Linked DNA regions of Mus musculus: region 2 is linked to region 1. Evidence: chromatin loops called from intact Hi-C (ENCODE). Cell type or tissue: left cerebral cortex. All regions are shown on one strand. Links, peaks and the distances in the headings refer to the core of each region. The heading gives the core; the rest is flanking DNA. Region 1 holds the start of 5430416N02Rik (RIKEN cDNA 5430416N02 gene). Region 2 overlaps Cops4 (COP9 signalosome subunit 4).

What was found. Hi-C counts contacts between places; a loop is a spot of excess contacts. Peaks named below come from ENCODE experiments on the same cell type or tissue, not always from the same donor. Only the 100,000 strongest peaks of a DNase experiment are listed, where the experiment ranks them.
Region 2: it touches region 1 in a loop (2.6-fold over the local background); 2 of 42 quality-filtered maps call a loop at or near these places.

Annotation. Positions count from the first base shown.
Region 1 is chr5:100,422,774-100,434,272 of GRCm38, reverse strand. It overlaps 5430416N02Rik (RIKEN cDNA 5430416N02 gene), which reads left to right and starts at 4,738. Exons shown (of 5, transcript NR_034038.1): 1 at 4,738-4,947; 2 at 5,035-5,176; 3 at 7,469-7,537. In left cerebral cortex, for the core only: no CTCF peak of the experiment used is centred there; DNase peaks (open chromatin) are centred at 4,682 and 5,719; H3K4me3 peaks cover 3,602 bases; H3K27ac peaks cover 1,680 bases.
Region 2 is chr5:100,530,404-100,541,902 of GRCm38, reverse strand. It overlaps Cops4 (COP9 signalosome subunit 4), which reads right to left. Exons shown (of 10, transcript NM_012001.2): 5 at 8,508-8,661; 6 at 8,241-8,391; 7 at 4,435-4,605; 8 at 251-366. Among named protein-coding and RNA genes, the nearest start is that of Cops4, 18 kb to the right of the region's middle. In left cerebral cortex, for the core only: a CTCF peak has its summit at 5,006 (motif pointing right); DNase peaks (open chromatin) are centred at 5,031, 5,870, 6,008 and 7,927.

The DNA.
Region 1 (11,499 bases), core at 2,186-10,185:
CACTGGCTAACCAGCTTTTATTGGAAAATCATAGAATAAATGGGGAGCAATGCTTATAGAGGACACTTAGAATCATAAGGGTAGCAACCAGATACAGAGGCACAGAAATCAGCACTTGAGTTACACAGTGCACTGTAACATTACGTCTCCAGCAGAGCAAGCACGTTCCCACAGACCCATCTCCTGGCCCCCAGCATTATCCTCTTTAATGCTTTGTATTTTATGTGTATGGGTGTTTTATCTGCACATATGTACCCTGTATGTGTCTGGTCCCCTCAAGGGCCAGAAGAGCTCATCAGACCCCCTGGACTGGAGTTACAGATGGTTGAGAGCCAACATGTGGCTGCTGGGAATTGAACCCCAAGCCTCTGGAAGACCAGCCAGTGCTATTTATTATCCACGGAGCTGTCTTCCCTGCTCCCCACCCTCATCCAGTATTTTAAACTGTCAACCCAAGCTTTTTATTTCTAGAGTCAATGTCTCAGTTACTCTGCGTTGTTATCTAAGTAGGTTTTAAAAGGGCCTGACACTGAGTATGTGTGAGATTGTGGAAGAGTGATACAAGGATGCTTTATGTGCTGTTAAACACGTTTAGATGTACACACACCTGGACTCCCAATACTCAGGAGGCAGAGGCAGCCTTGTCTACACAGCAAGGTCTAGGCTGGCCAATGCTAATAATGATATCCTGTCTCAAAAACGTAAGTTTTGAGAAACATGTTAAAAGATCTGCTCACATTTCTGTCTTAAGAAATCAACTTCACAACATCACCGGACAGTTTTTTCCTCCCTTTTGGAAAACTCATATTCCAAGCAAGTGATACCAATGAGTTTATCATATGAATAGGTCAGACATATAAACCCATCCACTGAGATTGAAGAAGTTATAAAATAAGCCAAGAAAATGTGAACTTTCTGATAAGGAGAGACTATGTGCTGTTAATAGGCATGTGTAACATGTAATAAAATGTTTGTACCAGCACACAGCAGCAGAAGACAGTGTGTCTCTCAAACATGATACTAATGTGATCACGCAACCACAATCCATAATACACAACTAAAGGTTGTAGCCATGGGCCTACACTGAAGAGAATTAGATTTCATATTATTGAAGAGAAAACACTGCAAATAAGAACCCCTTAGGTATCTGTTCCAATCAACCGTACATTTTGGGGTCCTCAAATGTTTTTGTTAATTTGTCATAAACTTCATCCTAGTGTATAATTAATATTCTTTTTTAAGATTTGTTTATTTTATGCATATGAGTATACCACCATTGCTCTCTTCAGACACACCAGAAGAGGGTACCAGACCCCATTACACATGGTTGTAAGCCACCTTGTGGTTGCTGGAATTTGAACTCAGGACCTCTGGGAAAGTAGTCAGTGCTCTTAAACTGCCGAGCCATCCCTTCAGCCCATAACTAATAGTCTCATGTACAAAGAAAAGTGAACTTTAAAAAGTATTAGTTGAGTGAACACTCATAAAAATGCTAACATACTGAAGGTCTACAGCGAACACATTGATAGTCACTTTAGCAAATTGACATTACCAAACTTGAACTGTATTCCAAGAAGGATAACTAGTATTTCTTGGCAAAAGTTTTAAATTCTGAATGATTTGTTTTTTTCAGAGACAAAGTTTCATGAAGTCTACACTGGTCTCAACCTTACTGTGTAGTTAGAGATGACTTTGAGCTCCTGCCTCCACCTTCTGAGTGCTGGACTTTCGTGGTGTGCTACTGTGCCCTTCTCTGAATGATGGCTTAAGGGATGATAAACTAGTTTTAGCTCTGACATTCAAGAAACTGGTATCTAGGTCTTTAGCAGCTCGATGACGTGACTGATGGCACACATTTCTCCATCACAGGATACTCATTTCAGTCTTTAAGAGGTAAAGATGCCAAAGCTTATGGGATATATTTTTCAAAATGACATCTATTTAGTGTGTGTGTGTGTGTGTGTGTGTGTGTGTGTGTGTGTGCGCGCGCGCGCGCCCATGTGTTCTATGGTTCATATGTGCTAAGTCAGAGGATAACATCTGAGAGGCAGTTTTTTCATCAAGCAGACTGAGATGGTCAGGAATGTGTACATGTGTGGGTGAGGGCCCATGCATGTGTGACTGCTCCTGTGTAGAGACCCCTTGACTATTGTACACTTTCTGCAGTCTTTTAGTGAACTCAGAGTTTGCCAATCTAGTTAGCCAACTTGTCCTGGGGAATCTCCTGTCGTCCTCTCTGTGCTGGGGTTACAGGTGGCTGCCATCTGCCAAGCTTTCTGGGTAAGTTCTGGGGATCCTTTAGAGAGCCGCTGAGCCATTTCCCATGTTGCTTCTTTACTTCTTAGCTGTCATCTGAGCTCTATAACATTTATGTCTTCACCTATAAAATCTAAGTACATGTTTGGTAGCTAGTTGGAAAATTCATAGGCTTGGAGGTGTCTGAGAATGGACCCCTTCCTCTCCATTAGCAAAATGCAAAACCATTGACTGAAATTGCAGGGCTCTAATGAACGGTCTAAGGAATGGGCTTTTGGTGCCCTTCGAGGAGAGGCAGTTCCAAACTGCTCAAACTATCATAAGACCTGTACCTACTGGAGGTTTTGTGGTAAAGCACACAGATAACCACTGTCCTGTCTTTTATTTTATTTTTTTTGAGACAGTGTGTTAAGGTTATCATTACTGTGATGAAACACCATAGCCAAAAGCACGTTGAGGAGGAAAGCATTTATTTGGCTCACACATTCACAGTAAAGTCTATCACTGAAGGAAGTTAGGACAGGAACTCAAAGAAGGTGCTGATGCAGAGGCCATGGAAGGGTGCTGCTTACGGGCTTGCTTTCCATGGCTTGTTCAGTCTGTTTTGTTTTTTATAGAACCCAGCATCACCAGCCCAGAGAGATCCCCACCCACAATAGACTGGGCCCTCTCCAGTCAGTCACTAATTAAGAAAACGCCTTACATGCCCCCCCCCCCCCAGCCAGATCTTCTGCAGGCATTTTCTGAGTTGCATCATCCCTTCTTCTGATGGCTATCTCGTGTCAAGGTGCCATAAAACAAGCCAGCACACAGGATCCTGGAAGTGTGTAGATCAGGCTGGCTTTGAACACAACAGAGGCCCCCCTGCCTTTTTCTCCTGAGTGCTGGGATTAAAGGTGTGCACAACTATGCCTGGTGTCAACACAATGCACCTCCCCCTTCCCAAAGCTACTCCAAGTGGGCCTGTCAGTCACCTGAGGAGAAACAAAAAACCCACAAAACACACACACACACACAACAACCCATCAAAACCAAACCAACTGTTTGTTCTAGAGACATTTGAGTTTTAAACCCTTTCTAAGGATATAGGCTGGCACCATGAATCTCCTTGGCCTGTGTCTATTTTTGCCCCTTGTTTTTAATTTATGTGTATGAGTACACCACTGCTCTCTTCATACACACAAGAGGACATCAGATCCCATTATAGATGGTTGTGAGCCACCATGTGGTTGCTGGGAATTAAACTCAGGAGCTCTGGAAGAACAGTTGGTGCTCTTAACCGCTGAGCCATCTCTCCAGCCCCATTCTTGCTCCTTGTGAGCAGGCTTTTATGCCAACAGTCTTTTTGGCCATTGTTTCTCTCTCCTTTGGGTTCCTTCACTTTCCAGTACTAAAGCCCATTTATCTTCAACAGTGCTCTCTTGTGTGCCTCATCTGAATTATTTCATTGACAATCACAAGAAATGAAGAGCTCAGGTGAGTTCAGATGGAGAGCCAAACAAAGGTCTAGAAGTTGCAGGTCCAGAGCCAAATTATCTTGTGCTATCTTTAGGAAGAGCCAAGAACGATATTCATCCAAAGCAGCACACAGCTCTGGTCTAACACACATCTCCCGACTAGTACGGAGAAGCTTGGGATTTTCAGGGGGTTGGGGGTGGCGAATGAAAACTGATTCAAGAAGGAAAAGCTAACGTTTGGCACTTAGGATGGTACTCGAATCACGTGTGAATTTATTGTTATTCAACAAACCCTTGACATTGTAAGAAAATGCGACCACGTCTCACGCGTAGTGCAGGGCTGGGTCTGCGAAGGCTGATGCACCAAGATCCCAAGTGTGAGGCCAGCTTGAACTACACGTGTTTTCTCGGGTCAGGCTGATATAAAAGGAAGAGAGCACCCCACAAACCAACCAAAAAGGTTCTCCTTGGGAGCTAGTGTTTAAGTAGGGATTGATTTCGCCTACTTTTCTCCTCAGTATGCCTTCAGCATGGTATGACTGACTCTCACCAACACCTCAGAAAGGCTGAGATGACTGGTGCTCACCAAGTCAGACGCCCAATAAACGGCAAAAAGAAAGCATTCTGAGTAACGTCCCTCAAGCCGGAAGGCAAATGCGGAGCACCAGCCAGGTCCGGTTGCACATGTCTGGCGACGCTAGCCGATGTGCCGCCGCCCCACCTTTGCAGTCCCATAGCAGTGCCTGGGCTCGGCGGCTGCGATCGCCCACACAGCCGGAGGACAGGTCGAGACACTCCACTAGCAGTCCCCAAGGCTGCGGTCCCCTGGACAGCAACTTCCGGCTATCCTACTCTGTCGAAGTCCCTTTTCTGGGCTCCCGCGAGAGCTCGAGTCGCGGTAAACTCTGTTCCGCATGAGGACTGGGCGGCTTGACCGGAAGGGCGGGCTTTGGACATGTAGCCAATCACATACCATGCTATGTCGAAGCAGCCAATCGGAGAGGCCTGGCGCCTTTAAGGGCCTCCGTGGGCACGTTCTCGCTTCCATTCGGTCCTCCTTTTGTTAACGCTCTGGCATCATGTCTACGCCAGCTCCCGCGCAATCCGGCGCCATCGCGCTTTGGGCGAGCATGGCCATGGGGAGTAGAGAGGTGGAAACCGAGCTGACGCCTGCCTGACCCTGGCGATGGTGGCGCGCGCCGGGAAGGACTGATTGGAGAATGGCGCCAAATGGGTAGGAACAGGTCGTGATGTCCGCCGAATGTTGTGTAGCAGGCGGGACAAAAGAGCGATCTCAGGCCTCATCTCGTCTCTTTTGTAGGTCACGGATGGCGAGGGGGCACAGGAGCTCTCGATGTGACCTGGCGCTGTGGATGTGATGCACAGCAGCTTGAGTGGGACTGCTCCGCTGTCCTCATGAGAGAACGCTTTTTCTGAAGATGGGAGGTGGCTAATGAAAGAAGGTGAGGTCTCTCGGGCCCTTGCTGTCTCCAGTGCGATGGGAACTGCACGGGTACGGAAACTTAGGGCCCACAGAACTTTGTTTGAGTTTGGGAATAGGGCATCGAGGGTGGATAGCTTTCAGGACTAGGCGATTTTATTGGAGCCCAGTGATTAAAACCTTTGACTTCTTTGTATCCTTCAAATGATACAAAATTCAATTCCAACAAGTTTTTTTTACCTCCTATTTTACTGAGAATTGAAGTCATCAAGGAATTAATTTATTCATGTTTTTCCATTATATATGCTTTTATCTTATTTGGATGAAATCAACATTTTGCTGGGTTTTTCCTTTTATTTTTATTTTTTTAAATAAAACGCAGCCCATGAACTTCTGGGGAATCGGGTGCTATGGTACAAGTGTTTGCTTGACTGTCAAGAATACAAGGCTGTGTGTTTATCCTTAGGTGAGGTTTTTCACAATTGGCAGTGAGTTAAGTGAAGTTCAGTCTGGTCTCATGTAATCAGCTCTCAGCACATCGGGGTTTTTATCTTGCAGTGCTGGGACTCAAGCCCAGGATTTGTGCATGATTTCAGTCACTGCATCACCAACCTACGCTTGCCTTTAGAACAGATACAATTTTATCTTACTGAGCTGGGCTTGTCTCCTAGAGTCCGTTTTCAACCTGGGGGTGATCTTTCTGAATGGGTCTCCCATGAAGCTGGGAGTAAAGGTTCAGGCCAGTTTTAGAGTAGAGGTCTAACCCCACCCTGTAAAAACATTCATTTTGTTTTTTTAGACAGGTCTCATGTAACCCGGGCTAGATTAGACTTGCTGTGTAGCTTGGCATGACTGTTCTATTGATCATCTTGCCTCCACCTCCCCAGTGGTGTGTGTTCCTGCCAAGCCCAGTTAATGTGCTGAAGGTTGAACCTTAGGGCTCTGGGAACACTAGGCTTTACCAGCTGCACCCTATCTCTTCTCCAAAGAAACTCCATTCACATTAGCTGTCCCTTTGTCCCCCAGTCCCTAGGAGCACCTGTACCTGTAGATTGCCTGTTCTGTATGATTCACATAGATGGGATAATAGACTAGTGCATCGGAGTTTTTTCTTTAGTACATAGGATTTTTGTGGCTGGCTTTTCTCCTACAGAATAATGGTAAGAGGTCATCCTTATTGCCAGCAGCGGTGGCAGTGTGTGCCTTTAATCCCTGCAGAGGCAGCAGATTAAAGGGCAGAGCACTTGCCAGCCTGCTCTACAGAGTGAGTGAGTTCTTGGACAGCCAGTCAGTGCTACACAAAGAAACGCACAGGTAAAACAGCTATGCCGAAAAATAAAAATTTTCAAAAAGTATCAAGGTTATGATTGGAGAAAATTTTGTGAAGTGAATAGTACCCGAAGAATACTTTGGTTTTCCAACATTGTTAACATAGTAAAAGAACATGAGGTACTAAGTGCCACGACACTACCGGAGAAGCAGGAATCCTAGGCTGTGAAGACACAGCATGAGTACAGCAACTCTTACAGGAAGCCATCATGCTGGGGCTGGCTTACAGTTGTAGGGGTTGGTCCGTTGTGCTGGGGCTGGCTTACCGTTGTACGGGTCAGTCCTATATGCTGGGACAGCCAGGCAGGAAGGCATGGTGCTGGCACCGTTGCTTCACATCCTGCTTTGCCAGCAGAGAGCAAGACTCACTGCATGGGCTTTTGGTTTCCAACAAGGCCACACCTCCTAATCCTTCCCGGACAGCTCACCTGGGGACAGATCATGCGAATACATGAGGGGCCATGTCAGACCACCACACGGGCTAAGTGGTTTCAGAAACATAATCTGCTGAGATTCTCACAAAAGGGGGTGCTGCAGCTGAGGAGAAAGCCTGGGAGCATCTCAGTGAGATGCCTGTTTAATTGGGTGCCTGCTGCTGAGGGTCTCCTAGGAGAGATGCAGGGGTCCTGAGAGTCCCTCTGACAAGCCCTGTGGCTATACTGCTCTGAATTCTGGTAATGTGATACATTGTAATACTGACAGATGGGGGACTGCAAAAGGCATTTACTTAAATGTCATAGACCTTTAACTAAAACAGCAACGTTAAGAGACATTAGAGAACTTGGTGGGCATGGAGTGCTCTGAGCTCTTTGCTGTTTCCGCTAGTGGCTGCATATCCGATGATTAAACTCTTCACTGCTGTTCACATACTGAGCCGTTGTGATTATTGAGGAACTAATGAGGATATGCAAGCTTTCCTAAAGGAGATGCGGCAGCCACAGGCCTCAGCCCCTGGCACACGATTTAAAATACAATCTTTTTTCAGGAATTGTGTTCTCGGTGATGCCTGGAAGAGATGCGTGACGTTGGAAGATGATTACGAAATACAGGAAAGGTAGAGTCATTTGTTTTGTATATATTAAATATTCTGAGTGATACAGTCTGGGAAAGATTATGAAGTAAAGACTGGAATCCTAAAGGCTTTGGTGAAATCTTAATTACCTATTTTCGGGGTGGCAGAGAACTTTTATTTAGACAATCATTGTGTCCTTGTTGGTGTGGAGGTCAGAGGACGACTTGGAAGTTTCTCCAACCCAGGCCTCCTGTCTTAACGACAGGCCTTTGTGTGTGTGGGTGTTTTGTCTGCACCGTGTGCATACATGGTGCCTGAGAAGGCTGTAAGGGGGCATCAGATCCCCTGCCACTGCAGTTGGAGAGTGAAGCTGCCATGTGTGTGCTATGAATCGGACCCCAGTCCTCTTAACTCTTAAGCAGTCTGTCTTAGTCAGGGTTTCTATTCCTGGACAAACATCATGACCAAGAAGCAAGTTGGGAAGGAAAGGGTTTATTCGGCTTACACTTTTCCACATTGCTGTTCATCACCAAAGGAAGTCAGGACTGGAACTCAAGCAGGTCAGAAAGCAGGAGCTGATGCAGAGACCATGGAGGGATATTACTCACTGGCTTGCTCAGCCTGCTCTCTTATAGAACCAAGACTACCAGCCCAGAGATGGTCCCACCCACAAGGGGCCTCTCCCCCTTGATCACTGATTGAGAAAATGCTTTACAGCTGGATCTCATGGAGGCATTTCCTCAACTGAAGCTCCTTCACCAATAGCCTCTCATAGGCTCTCTTTATGGTGCCAAGCCTCAACCCCTTTGCATGACCCCTTCAGTCCTGGGCCATCAATTGCAACTGAGGCTGCACCTTCACCAATGGCCTTCCATGGCCTCTCACAGTGCCGAGCCTTAGGTGCTCTGCGTGACCCCTTCATGCCTTCAAAACCAGTACCACCTGGGTGACTCTTACATATTACCAAGTCCAGCCACAGCACAAGGTACAACCTTGGCTATCTCTGGAACACAGCCTCTGTGCTCTCAGAAAACCCTTCCCAGAAGATTTCACCTCAGTGATGCTGGTCTCTTCTTAATCACCGCTAATTTCTTAGCTCCAGTTAACCAGCATCAATAGTTCCAGTAATGCAAAGGTTTAACTTTAGTAGTTCTTGTATCTTGTTAATCACAGCTGATTCTTCAGAACCACAGAACCTTCACAATCCAAAATAGCAGTGGCCCTGAAAAAAGTCTTTAATTTTACCTCTGAAGTTTCACAAGCCAGGCCTCCATTTTTCTGCAATGTTCTCAACATTATCTTCCAAGCTCCTACACAACATCTCACAGAGCTCTTAACAGCGAATGGATCTTCTGGCCCAAAGTTCCAAAGTCCTTCCACAGTCCTCCCCAAAACATGGTCAGGTTGTCATAGGAATACCCCACTTCCGGTACCAATTTCTGTCTTAGGGTTTCTATTCCTGCACAAACATGACCAAGAAGTAAGTTGGGAAGGGAAGGGTTTATTCAGCTTACACTTCCGCATTGCTGTTCATCACCAAGGAAGTCAGGACTGGAACTCAAGCAGGTCAGAAAGCAGGAGCTGATGCAGAAAGCTATAGAGGGATGTTCCTTACTGGCTGGCTTCCCCTGGCTTGCTCAGCCTGCTCTCTGACTAAGACTACCAGCCAAGACTACCAGTCCAGAGATGGTTCCACCCACAAGGGGTCCTTCCCCCTTGATCACTGATTGAGAAAATGCCTTACAGCTGGATCTCATGGGGGCATTTCCTCAACTGAAGCTCCTTTCTCTGTGATAACTCCAGCTGTGTCAAGTTGACACAAAGCTAGCCAGTACACAGTCTCTACAGCAAATCCCTCTGAGTTTCAGAGATGCCAGGCATTTTGCTGTAGTTTGAGCTTTTATTTTCCACAGTTGTTTCTCACAGTGGCCCTGTGGGCAGAACAGTCAACTCTACTGTAGGGTTAGCGCTGTGCCTCTTGAGCATCTGACTATTATCAGATTCTTTGCTAGTTCTCTCAGCACCGTTAATGATGTGCCCTACTGTAACTCATTCACAAGGTTCCTGTTTTAAAGATTCCATCCTTTGCCTCATAGCTAGTATCTTGGAGGTTGACTATCAGCTGGCTTCTTTAAAGTGTCCATTTCACATTTATGATTTGGATTCAGTATTTGAATCCAGGACTGAGTATAAGAGCATGCATGTCCAAGTAAGTGGTTCCTTCTTAAAAACTGTTTCTGTGTATGGGTGTTAATGCCGATGTGTGTCTGCACCCAATTCATGCCCAGAAGAGGGACTTAGGTCCTCTGGAACTGAGTCAGCAGGGCTGTGAGCCATGTGGCTGCTCGGGGCAGCTAGTTCTCAGAACTATTGAGCTAGCTCTCCAGCCTAGTGGGGTGTTCTCCCAACCCCAACTTTGGCTTTTCAAGGCAGTCTGCATATTCCTGGCTGTCCTGGACCTCACTATGTAGACCAGGCAGGCCTCCAATTCACACATCTTTCTTGAGGTACTCGATTTTTTTCTTGCCTATGTTTGCATATAGTTTATGTATGTGGAAAGTTCCTGGGGCATTTAAAGTGTTTGTAGTCAGGATGTGTTGGTTGTTTTCCTGGAACATTTCTACTTAATTATGGAGGTAATTGAAACAGCTGGTGGAACTATAATAAAATTAGGTATCCCCATGCCTAGTACTTTTTGGAGTGGGACTGTGGTCAAATACTTAACATTACTGAAGTATGTTTACATCTCCTCCCAAAGCTTGGTTGCAGAGTGTGATAAGCATAGATTTACACAGTACTTGTCCCCTTGGTGGTGCTTCTTTGCCCCTTTGTGGGCATTGGCTTCTCTTCATGAGCAGGATTGACTATCAGGAAGTCAGAATGCTGATACTCTGCGGGACGTGGGTGTGTGGGAAAGAGGGGAGTGGGAGAGAATCTGTCCTGCCAGAGTTCCGGTGCTCTGGGCAGTCAGACGTGGGAGGATTGCTGGTCACTCTCCATGTGGCTCTGGGTTGGCATCTGGCTTTGTGAAGCCGCTGACCCCACACGGCAGGGAGTGGACAAGAACCTGGTACCAGGTTCTCAGTCTCCGAGAGAGAGAGACAGAGACAGACACTGACCATGGCCAAGAAGAGAGAAGGGGGAAGGGAAAGAGAGTTAGTAAGAAAGGTGAAGGCTGAGAGAGAGGAGAGAGAGAGAGAGAGAGAGAGAGAGAGAGGTAAAAGCTTAGAGAGGTGGGAAGGGAAAGAAAGAAGGAGCTAGAGAGTAAGAAAGGTGAAAGCTTAAGAGAGCAAGGAGGGGCTAAACAGCCCCTCTTATGGTGGGCTGCTTATCTTGCTTTTGCTAGGTAATTGGAGGAGTCTAGCCAGAAGGCCAGAAGCTTGGGACATTGTCTTCATCACTGTTAGCCACATGCCTCTCTTGTGGGGGCAGTAACTTCGACAGGAGCTCTAGGGGTCCAGGAGACATGATCTAACGCCTACCATCCCATGTAGGTGGAAATTACCACGCATCAGGTACCACTGGGGTTCAAGACCTCAGCTTGACTGGAGACCAGGCTGTCTGTGCATAGCCCATTGTCCCACAATACTCTGTAGAATACTGTTATCAGTCTGGGTTCTTTAAAGGTACAGAACTGAAAGGATAAATGGATACACACATATAGACATGTATATATCAAAGGCAGATTTACTATCACGGCTTTGGTCCAGCTAGCTCAACAATGAGAGGCCAGGAAGCTGGTCAGGAAGTCCATGAGTTCTGATATGGTAGAGAAACATTGGAATCTGCAAGAACTTCTGATTCCAGCAAGAGGTGTGGGCAAGTTGGTGGAAAGTGAAAACTTCCATGGATTTGTCACCAGAAGGTGTGCCCTTCCCACCTCCAGGGATCCAGTTAAGAACACCTCATTTGTGCCCAGCCGCTTGGCTTAGTCAGGCTGATGACCCAGGACTGGCCGACACATTAAGAGCCTGATACTGCCTGTCTGGTGGCCTTTCATTACT
Region 2 (11,499 bases), core at 1,396-9,395, 110 kb before region 1:
TGCAAAAGGTATAACTTGGTACTTCTAGAAGATTTCCATTCTAAGTAACTGTCATTAGAAAGTTAAAAAGCTAAAGCCACTAAGTTTCATGACAACAGCATTTCACCAGTCTCCTCCCGTTTCCCCTGAGGCTTAGAAACATGTAGCTTTTGTTGTGCTCACGAACATTATCTCGTAGGTATCTCTCCATTACTTTAATAGTCTGGGGTTTCAATTTCCCTGATATAAAGTAGTGAATTAAGAAAAATACCTTAGCTGCAGGGATCTCTAAAAGAGCTCCAAGTTCTTCAAAGGTGATATTGTTATATAATTTGCTTGCTGACAACAAATTATGCTCAATAACAGCTCTGTCCAAGATGCTGGAACCTTAAATAAACATAAATAAACTCATTAAATGTTTGAAACTAGTTTTATACTTTTAAAAGATATACCTTTATTTTTATTTCTAGCCATGTAGTAATCAGTTTTATACTTCTAATCAACATGTCACTAAAACTTACATTTGATACTATTACTGTTATTCCAGACAGGGTTTCTCTGTGTAGCCCTGGCTGTCCTGGAACTCACTCTGTAGACCAGGATAGCTTTAAACTAAGATCTGCTTGCCTCTGCCTTCCAAGTGCTAAGGTTAAAGGCAAGCACTAATATATCAGAGTATATTTACAATTATAGTTTATATACAATGAAATAAAATACAGTATTTAGAAAACTAATGCGATAGGTAATCTCCAATAGTCAATCACCATGGAAACACCTCTGGGTGTGTCTGTGAGGGTGTTCCCAGACAGGCTTAATTTAAGAGCGAAGGGCTACCCTGAATGTGGCACGCCATTCCCTGGGCTGAGGTCCTAGACTGAAAAGGAGAAAGCCAGGGAGCGCCTCCACTGCCGTGTGTCCTGCCACCCCACACACCTGTCCTCATGCTGTGCACACCATGGTGCTCTATATTCTCACACTGTAAGCCACGATCCATCCAGACTTTAGCTGCTTCTGTGAGGTTATGTCAAGGAGGTAACGCACACAATGATGCTGGTGAGCAACTGCTAAGGGACAGAGGGATTGAGTCCTCTGCACTAGAGCAGTACACACTTACTCATGAGCCCCTTAGCTCATTCTTTTGGTCACCTTACTGTGAGGCAAACATGGGGGCATATCCCAGAGGTAGGGTCAGCTACCCTTTCTCAGGAGTTCAGAAACAGAATCCTCCTGTAAATTAGGGAATCTAGCCCCTTACAAAGCCTGAACTGCTGGCCTCTCCTAGGTTTTTTTGTGATGACTGTGTTTAACATACAACTACAGAGCAGTTGCTGTAACAGGGATGTTTAGAGACCTTCAAGGAAGTATTCTACAAAACCCTTTCTTATAACTGCTCACCACTCCTCCACAATGAAGAAGAAGAAAGAAGAAGGAGGAGGAGGAGGAGGAGGAAGAGGAAGAGGAGGAAAAAAGAGGAGGAAGAAGGAGGAGGAAGAGGAAGAAGGAGGAGGAGGAGAAAGGAGAAGGAAGAAGGAGGAGGAGGAGAAAGGAGAAGGAAGAAGAAGGAGGAAGAGGAGGAGGAAAGGAAGGAAGGAAGGAAGGAAGGAAGGAAGGAAGGAAGGAAGGAAGGAAGGAAGGAAGGAAGGAAGGAAGGAAGGAAGGAAGGAAGAAAGAAGACAGAAGAAGAAAGGAAGATAAAAAATGATTTAGTCAAGGATGGGGATGTAGACTGGTCCAATAGTAGAATGTCTGCATTAGAGGCCACAAAACCAACCTCAAGCACAAAAGAAAAGGAAGAAGGGGCAGATGTGGGAAAGGGAAAGACTGTACACATGCACACAGTGACACACAATGTAACAACTTCAACACAAAGCCTTACAGCAGCAATATCAACAGCCCCCACGTGGGAACAATTTTCCTGTCCATGAACGTGCATCCACATACTAGAATGTTATTTGGCAATGAGTATTAATCACACGGATGAGCTATGGCACTAAGTGAGAGAAGCCAATTGTGACAGGCCATAACAACAGCATCATGATTCCATTAACGTGAAATGTCCACAACAGGCAAATCTATAGGGCAAGAGATGTATCGGCAGTAATGCTACATGACTGGAGACAGAATGAAAACCAATGAACATACTTTAAATTTAAAAATAAACCAGACACCATGTCTTAAAATTGCTAAGTCAGGAGGCTAGAGAGATAGCTCAGCGGTAAAGGGCAATTACTGTTCTTCCAGAGGTCTTGAGTTCAATTCCCATCAACCACATGGTGGCTCACAACCATCTGAAATAGGATCTGATGCCCTCTTCTGGTGTGTCTGAAGGCAGTGACAGTGTACTCACATACATTAAATTATTTTTTTAAAAATGAGATTGTGATCTAACAAAAGAACAGATTGCAGCTCAGGGCTGGGTCAGATGAGGGCAGCAGACAAGCAGCCTTTCGCCCCACACAGACCTGCGTCCTTCTCTTCAAGAACCCATGGGGCAGTTTTCTACTTTCTTCCCATGACTAGAAGCTCAAAGTCAATCTGAAAGATCAACTTTCAACCTAGCTTTTAATTAATTTGTACATCAGACTTTTTTTTTTTTTTTTTTTTTTTTTTTTAAAGTCATGGCTGCTTAGACTATACAGAGAATTAAAATTCTCAAGTTAAAACAAAACAAAGCAGGAGGATTAGCTTCAACTAAAGCCCATACATACTACTCAGAGTTGGGTTACAAATTTAATTTTTCTAGAAGTCAAGAAAAATAAGAGAATCAATTTATCAATTCACACTATGTTTAACTAGGACAAAAACTAACTGCTCAGAAGAACCATTAGTAATCCTACAACCACAGAGAAAATTTTCCTGAGGTGCTTAAGAAAAGTCTATGAAAAAGAAAACCTTGGCCTAGAGACACAACTCAGCACATTCCACTCGAGGGCTGCTCTTGCAGAGGACCTGAGTTTGGTTCCGAGCAGGCACACTGGGGCCTCAGCACAGCTCACAGCTCAGAGCACCCAGCTCACAGCTCACAGCACACAAGCTCACAACACCCAGCTCACAGCACACAAGCTCACAGCACCCAGCTCACAGCACCCAGCTCACAGCTCACATCACACAAGCTCACAGCACCCAGCTCACAGCACACAAGCTCACAGCACCCAGCTCACAGCTCACAGCTCACAGCACACAGCACACAAGCTCACAGCACCCAGCTCACAGCTCACAGCTCACAGCTCACAGCACACAGCTCACAGCTCACAGCACACAGCACACAAGCTCACAGCACCCAGCTCACAGCTCACAGCACACAGCACACAGCACACAAGCTCACAGCACCCAGCTCACAGCACACAAGCTCACAGCACCCAGCTCACAGCTCACAGCACACAGCACACAGCACACAAGCTCACAGCACCCAGCTCACAGCTCACAGCTCACAGCTCACAGCACACAGCTCACAGCTCACAGCACACAGCACACAAGCTCACAGCACCCAGCTCACAGCTCACAGCACACAGCACACAGCACACAAGCTCACAGCACCCAGCTCACAGCTCACAGCTCACAGCTCACAGCTCACAGCACACAGCACACAGCACACAGCACACAGCACACAGCACTGGCTGATGTCTTCTGGCCTTGCAGGACACCTCCACACACTCAGCACATATTCACACTGACACACACTTATGCACATAAATAAAAATCCTTAAAGTTAAGACCTTTCAGCCAGCCCAGTACAAATGAGTCCTCACAACTAATTGCTCTCTGGTACAGAGTGACAGTGACCTGGGCAGCAAGCCTAGTTGGCTTGCATGCTGATGCTGCTCCATGCATGGTTCAGTGTGTCCACACCTCTATGTTTAGTATCATGGTCATGTTAGCAAGGGACTTTAAAACATCTTAGACAAAAATACATAAAATAGTCACTATTATGAATTAGAAAATATTAAAAGGACATTTTCCTGGCAAAGACATTCTGATTTAAGCAATCACATCATTTAACCAAAAAATATGAAAGGAAACCTATTCCTATTTGGACCATTTTACCCCAAGGGTCCTTGGGCAAGCTACTGAGCTAAATTTTACTCTTAATTAGGGATGAATAATTATGCTCTAATATAATCTGTTATTTAGTTTTATTTACCAATGGCTTAAGCTTTTTAAAATTCAGGTGTCATAGGTACAAGCTATAATTTTTCAGTTTTCACAAGTTTCAAAAAACAAATAAGATTTTTTTTTAAAAAAAGAAGAAAAAAATGCTGTATTTCATAAACTGCTTTCCAATAGGGATTATTTCAGATTATACCACAAACCTATGTCAGTGTTTAATACTCATTATTGGTCAATAGTCCTCTTTTTATTAATCAGAAGTATTACTTGAAAATACTAATGTAACATATTTTCTACTAATCTATACCTAGATACCCCTGTCACACACACGTCAGACATGATCATTACCATCAGCTGTCGTTGCTTTTTGGTGTGGCATCAGCATAGCAGCAAATTCTTGAAGCTGGTTCCCTCTGATGATTCTGTCTAGGTACATCTTCTCTAGGATCCCATATGCAGCTAGTTGCTGGCACCTTTCATCCTTAAAAAGAGTAGCCAGCATCCGAGAGCGCTGCTGTCCTAGGGAAACACAGAGGGTCAAATGTTCTAAGTGTTTCTTCAGTGACAAAAAGAATCACATTCTATGATCCCATTTTTGCTTACTAAAATACATACAATCCCCATTAATACATTTATTTAGTATGTTCTAGAAAGTTATTGATTGTACCACAGTTAATGCTGAGCTGCTACTTCTATTGGAGATACAGAACTAGGTTCTTCTAAGCCCCTAGTCCATTTTTTGTCAACTTTAATCAAACTGCAACTTTGTTTCACGTGCTTCTGTTTACACCCTTACTTAACATATAGGGTTAATTCATTAGCTTTGAACTCATAGCTAACACTGCAATGCTGTCAAATTAGAGCTTACAGGATACTATTTTGTCACACAAAACCTCCACATCAGACTGTCTATACTTATGAACACTAGAGGGCACAGTGGTGCAGGCCTGTAATTTGAGGTCAGTGAGAGTCAGCCAAGACTATATATACACTTTGTCTACCCCTAGTTCCCACTAGCACCCACACCTAAACACATGCGTGCACACACACACAGAGCACTAGACAGCATCTAGCAGTCCATCAGGGAACCATTTTAACATCAAACTCATCAAAAAGGGCATAAAACTATGGGGAGGAGCCCCTGCGAAGCCCACAAAAGCCCGCTTGCTTACAGGTTGAAAGCTGGGCTGTAGAGAGGCAGGGCACTCTGAGCCCACTCTCACCTGGAGACAGAGATTGGGTAACTCATTTTGCTACTTAGTCTGCACATATCTGGAAATGATGAAAAACCTGAGAGTTTGGGTTAGTTCAAAATAAATTTTAATCACTAGATATGTTCACTAACAAAAAATCTGTAGATACATGAGAATAACTGAATGTTCACATAATGGACCAGGGTAGAGGTCAAAATGGTCCAGGAGGTTGTAAGCCTAGGTGATTTCTATTTTCTTCTTGTATATATAATAGTACATTATTTAGTTAATAAAAAATATATATGCCCAGCATGGAATACACTTCTGTGATCCCAGAACCAGGAAGGCTGAAGCATGACTTCCACCAGTCTGAACTACACAGCAAGCTGTAGGCCAGTCAAACTGAACAGAAAGACTGTGTCTCAGAAACAGAACAAAACCAGTATTTCTCTGCTAAGAAACAATACTGACTCAATGTATACATTTAGAGCCTTTAAACACCTGGTGACTAATACCGAGTGAGTGGAAACAATGCTGTCAGCAACCGCTGTCTTCTGTCACCAGGACACCTACACCTAGTAGCCGTGGGAACATCCAGGGTCTAAATCCTGGTATTTGTCCCGGCTAGTTTTATGCCAACAGATACAGCTGGAGTCATTTAGAAAAAGGGAACCTCAACTGAGAAAATGTCTTTACTAGACTGTCCTGCGAGCGAGCCTGTGGGGGCATTTTCCTTGACAGTAACGACTGTAGGAGGGCTGAGCTCACTGTGGGTGGGGCCACCCTGGGCTGGTGGTTGTGGATGGTGTGAGAAAGCAAGTGGAGTGAGCCATGGGGAGCACGACAGCGAGAGGCTTTCTCCCACGGCCTCTGCGTTAGTTCTTGCTCTCTAGGTTCCTGCCTTGGCTTCTCTCAATGGACTAAGAGCCAGGGTGTATAAACAACACACCCCTTTTCTCCCCAGGCTGCTTTTAGTCCTGCTGTTTTATCACAGCAGTAGAAATACTAACTAAGGGGCTGGAGAGACAGGCAGTGATTAAGAGCTGCTCTTCCAGAGTACCCCGATTATAGTCTCAGCACCTACATTGCAACTCACAAAAGTCTATGTACTCCAGTTCCAGGAGCCTCTGTAGGCACCAAGCACACATGTGGTACACAGGCATACATGTAGCCAAAACACTCATACTCATTAAATGAACAAACAAACACATAAAAACTTAAAAAAAAAAAATCCTAAGAAAGTATTCTATTAAAAGATAAAAAATATTTATAAACTCGATCTTAAGACATCATTTTTAGCATTTGTTTTGTTTTGTTTTCCAGTGCTGGGAATCTATGATATTCCTAATGCATAGAAAGGTTATTTTTTTTTATGTTAGAATACAGAGAAATATTGAAACACTGCTGGGACTATATCCAAGTCATACTGGGAAGATGTGAGCATCAAAAAGCAGAACAATTTGGGAGGCAGAGGCTGGCAGGAGAATCTGTGTTCCAGGTCACCATGGTCTACATCAAGCACATCTTTGTTTGGAGTGATGTAACATTACAGCAATGTTCACTTTCTATCCAAATATTAAAAGTATATATTCTTTGGACTTAGGAGTTTAATTTATCCATAAACTCATCCCTATAAATAACCCCTGTGCATCCAGGTGTGTCCAACCTTTTGACACTGAAATAATCTTAACAACTACAATGTTCACACTGGAGAACCATGTAGCTGAGTTACAAAAACAAAACAAAACAAACAAACAAACCAACCCCTCTTATTTTAGGAGTGTTTGTAGTTTCACCCTGGACATCAGTTATAGCCATCCTTGGCTGCATACAGTTTCTGGGCCACAGGTTGGATCTGCCTGGATGATCAAGTAAAACAACAGAAAATCAAAGTGAATCTGTCAGATGTGACAACAGCTGGCACTTAGCTACGAAAAAATGTAAGTGGTGGTTTAAGCCTTAATCCCAGCACTCTGGAGGCGGAGGCAGGCAAATCTCTGTAAACTGGAGGACAGCCTGATCCATACATGGAGTTCCAGGACAGCCAAGACTCAATAAAAAGACCCTGTGCCCCCCCCCCAAAAAAAAGGAAAAAGAAAAAAAATAGAGGGAGCAGAAGAGGGTTGTTAAGTGTAAGAACTAAACATGTCATGAGCTCTCAGCTGACTACAGATCTGGGACTTCAGAATGATTTAGAAAAGCTATGGTGGGGGCTGGAGAGATGGCTCAGTGGGTAAGAGCACTGACTGTTCTTCCGAAGGTCCTGAGTTCAAATCCCAGCAACCACATGGTAGCTCACAAACACCCGTAATGAGATCTGACAGTGTTCTTATTTATAATAACAAATAAACTTTAAAAATTTTTTTTAAATAAATAAATCTTTTTAAAAAGCCATGGTTTGGGATGAACATTCCTTCACCACAGCCTTTTCTATTTAAAAGCTATGTGCGTCTATGCTACAATTTAGTAAAAACTTCCTATGTATTGAGGAAAAGAATGAATGCTAGTCTGAAACTTAAGCTTAAAGGTTTAAAAAACCCTGAAAGCAGAATACTTTAAACCTTTTGGTTTCTTTTGTGTATGTGAAAGAGTCCCCCATGCTGACACATCTGTGGGGGTGACACATCTTTCAGGAGTCTCTTCTCTCCTTCCAGCACGTGGGTGGGTGCTGGGGATCAATTGGGCTTGTTTCCTCCTCTGTAGTTCTCCTTTAAGAACCATTTCTCTTTCTGTAAAAATAAACTTACCTCTTTTAACTATTCTTAATGTGTAGGTAACAAGCTGATACATTCACTTAAGTTTTTAGAATAAATCATTTTATTCCTGGTTGTTTCATGTTTAAACTTACTTTAATTGTACTGAGGCACCCCTAGAAGTGTTGCTTGCTAAGTAATCCAGTGGTTGCTACCTAACGTTATCAGCAGAGACAACTCGTTTCACTGAGGCTGAAATCATGCTTACCTGCCGATGCTAAGATGGTGCAGTGCAGTGCATGCTTTAAGGCCTCTAGTCTCTCACTTTCATGGACTATTGTCTTGTAAGAGAGCTCATTGTACCTCTGGGCGGCCTCAATGAATTTCCTTCTGTAATCAAGGACACGCGCATAGCAAACCTATAGGGGGAAAATGCTCCAATTAGGGAAACTGGAGGGTCAAAGACAAGAGGTGAAGAGAGTTTCTGAAACATATGAACATTCATCACAGGTGTTGCGATTAGGTCACTTGTTACCTTATAGTGTATCTGTAACTGTTCATTTGTGGATTCGTTCTGAAGTAAGGACGCTCGGTTTATGTAAGCCTCGGCCTGGACGGGATCGTCATCCTCCAGGTATAGCCTTGCAATCTTCAGGTAAGTCTCCAGCTTATAATCTACGTTGTACTGTCTAGGACAAACAAGCAAGCAAACAAATGAAATAGACACAAGTGCCAAGTTTCAGGCTTACCGGACACTATAGTGGAACTGCATCCAGGCTCAGCCTGCCCAGAGACCAATCTGGCAATTAACTCTGCAATTATGCTTTTGGATTCTTTAATGTGTATGCTTTTAATCCTACTAGACACAATAAGGAATGTGCTCACGTACTAATTACAAAGAAATTAATTTGTAAAATTATTATTTATGTTAGGAAAAAATGAAAATCACTGCTATAGTATTTATATGAGCGAAGCTATGGTGTGTAAAAAGGTAGAAAGTATACAGCTATGGTCCTTACTAGCTGCTTACAGACAACATGTATTTTCTTTCAAGTAAAAAAGTGGGCTATGGCTAGGCATGGGGATACACATCTTTCAGACCAGCACTCTGCAAGCAGAGGCAGGCAGATCTCTTGTGAGTTTGAGGCCAGCCTCATCTACATACTAAGTTCTAGGCCAGCCTCATCTACATACTAAGTTCTAGGCCAGCCTCATCTACATACTAAGTTCTAGGCCAGCCAAGTAGTGAGACTATGTCAAAAACATACAACATGGAATACAATAGTATATTAAACATCATTAAAATGTATTTCTGCCATCAAGTAAAATGTATTTTTACATAAACAAAACATAATCTCAGTTAGGGTTGTGGAGAGTGTACAGGGCTGTGGTGAATTAAAGACAGTTTTCAGTCTCTTTCCTCCTCCACAGGCAATATTTTACTCCAGGAGTGAAGAACTGGAGGCCTCAATAATTCCAAACTCGTAATTCATGATTAATCCTCAAAAAAAAGTAATCTTTTCTATTTGACAGCCAAAACAGTAAAGCCTTGTGACAAGAAAAACAAGCAACAAACAACAACAACAAATAATGAACAAAGCAAAAAAATTTAAAAATCCTTAGAATTCTCCTGGCTCCCACTGTGAAGTTCAGTCTTACTTGTTTTATGTTTTGTGAGAGAGGGGCAGGTCATGGCACAGATTTCTATGAATTCAAACTGTTTGCTTAGCTCAGTTATTATCAGCAGTTTATGTTTCCCATTCACAACTCAAATTCATATGAACTGTCCTATCATGCTAAACTTCTTTAATTTTCCAGTTTTTTTTTTTTTTAATCAGGGAATCCTTTCATTACTTTAAAAGTGACAATGACTAATCTCTTAAGGACTCCTCTCCTCCATTACACTCCTGTGTCCTCTCAGTGTCACAGCCCAGCCCTGTCACTGCTGTGCGGGCTCTGTTCACTGAGAGAAGCTGTCAAGGCAGACTTGCACCAACCCCACTGTCACTGACACACAGCCTGTCCTGTGCTCGCACAGCCTGTCCTGAGCTCTAGTCATCCCTCTACGAGGGAGCATCTGGCATTTCTGACTGTTACAAGGCACAGCAGTGCTGCTGTCCTGGGAAAGAAGAGCCAGGCTGCTAACCTTACACACAGGACAGCCCCTAGACAAAGGCCACGCCAGTCTAAATGCCCCGCCGCTATGGATTCCCATCTGTTCATACACTCCCGTGAGAATCTGTTACCAATTCCTCAATATCAGTGTTTTGTCCTGTCTTTTTTTTTCTGAGACAAGGTCCCACTATGTCACTCTGGCTATCTGGAGCTCGCTTTGTAGATCAAGCTAGCCTCAAACTCAAGAGACCTGCCCATCTCTGCCTTCCGAGTGCTTGGACTAAAGGCAACCACCACTATACCCAGTGTCAATTATTAAAATGTCTGCTTTCCAATGGATTATAAAACCAATTATTAAAATGTTTGCTTTCCAATGGATTATAAAACATCTAACTTTTGCTGTGGTTTCTATCTTACACTAATTACTGTCTCTGTATGGTTCTTTGCTTTTTGATGTTATGAAAACTCCAAAGAGCTGTCTCCATTCACTCTTTCCAGTCAGCTGCAGCCTTCACCAGCTCACCACGATAGCTCTTGTCAAATCGCCCTGCCTCCACACCTGGTGAATGCTAACCAGCCAACGCTTACCCACTCCTCAGCACAGGTCTGATCATATGGGTACTGAGGAGGAGCACACCCTATTCTGGCAATCTTACCTCAATGGACAATCCTTCCCACTTGCTACAACTGCCTTTACCATTTACCTCCTAAGACCACAACGCCCCAGGCCTCAGCATGCACTCCTCTTCTCCGTCTGCATCCTCTCCTCCCCTGGAAAGGGGTCGATCCGGTCTAGTAGGCAAAGGCTCCCAAATGTCTCCTTGTAGCCCAAACTGCTCTACTTCCTCCAGACAAAACACTCTGCTCACTACCAGGTACGCTTATCACAATCCCAAATGTACACTTCATAACCCTCAAAATCTATTCCCCACAAGGCAGGGCAACTCCATGTTTCCAAGTGCTCTGGCCAAAACCTCAGGACTCAGCCGTTTCGTTTCCTGTGGTCCGTTGGGAACTCTGCAGACTGAGTCTCTGAGGAGCTCCCCAGCCTGTGGTGGTGCAGCCCATGCCTACCGTTCAGTGCTGCCAGCACCTGAGTCCCCACCCGGTACTCAGTGGTTCTTTAAAGCACATCATCACGCCATGTCACATCTCTGCTCAAAATCACATAATGGCTCAGGGAGACAGGGTCTAAAGTATGTAGCACTGGCTAGCCTGTTATTCTCTGTTGACCAGGCTGGCTGCAATCTCACAGCGACCTGCCAGCCTCTGCCCTCTGAGTGCTGGGATTAAAGGCATGCACCACCTTGCCTGGCACTCTCATTTCTCTTTGAAGCGAAGACCTCACAACGGCTTCAAGACTCAGGGACTGGACCAATCCCTAGGACTGACTTCTTTCTGTCTTTCTGATG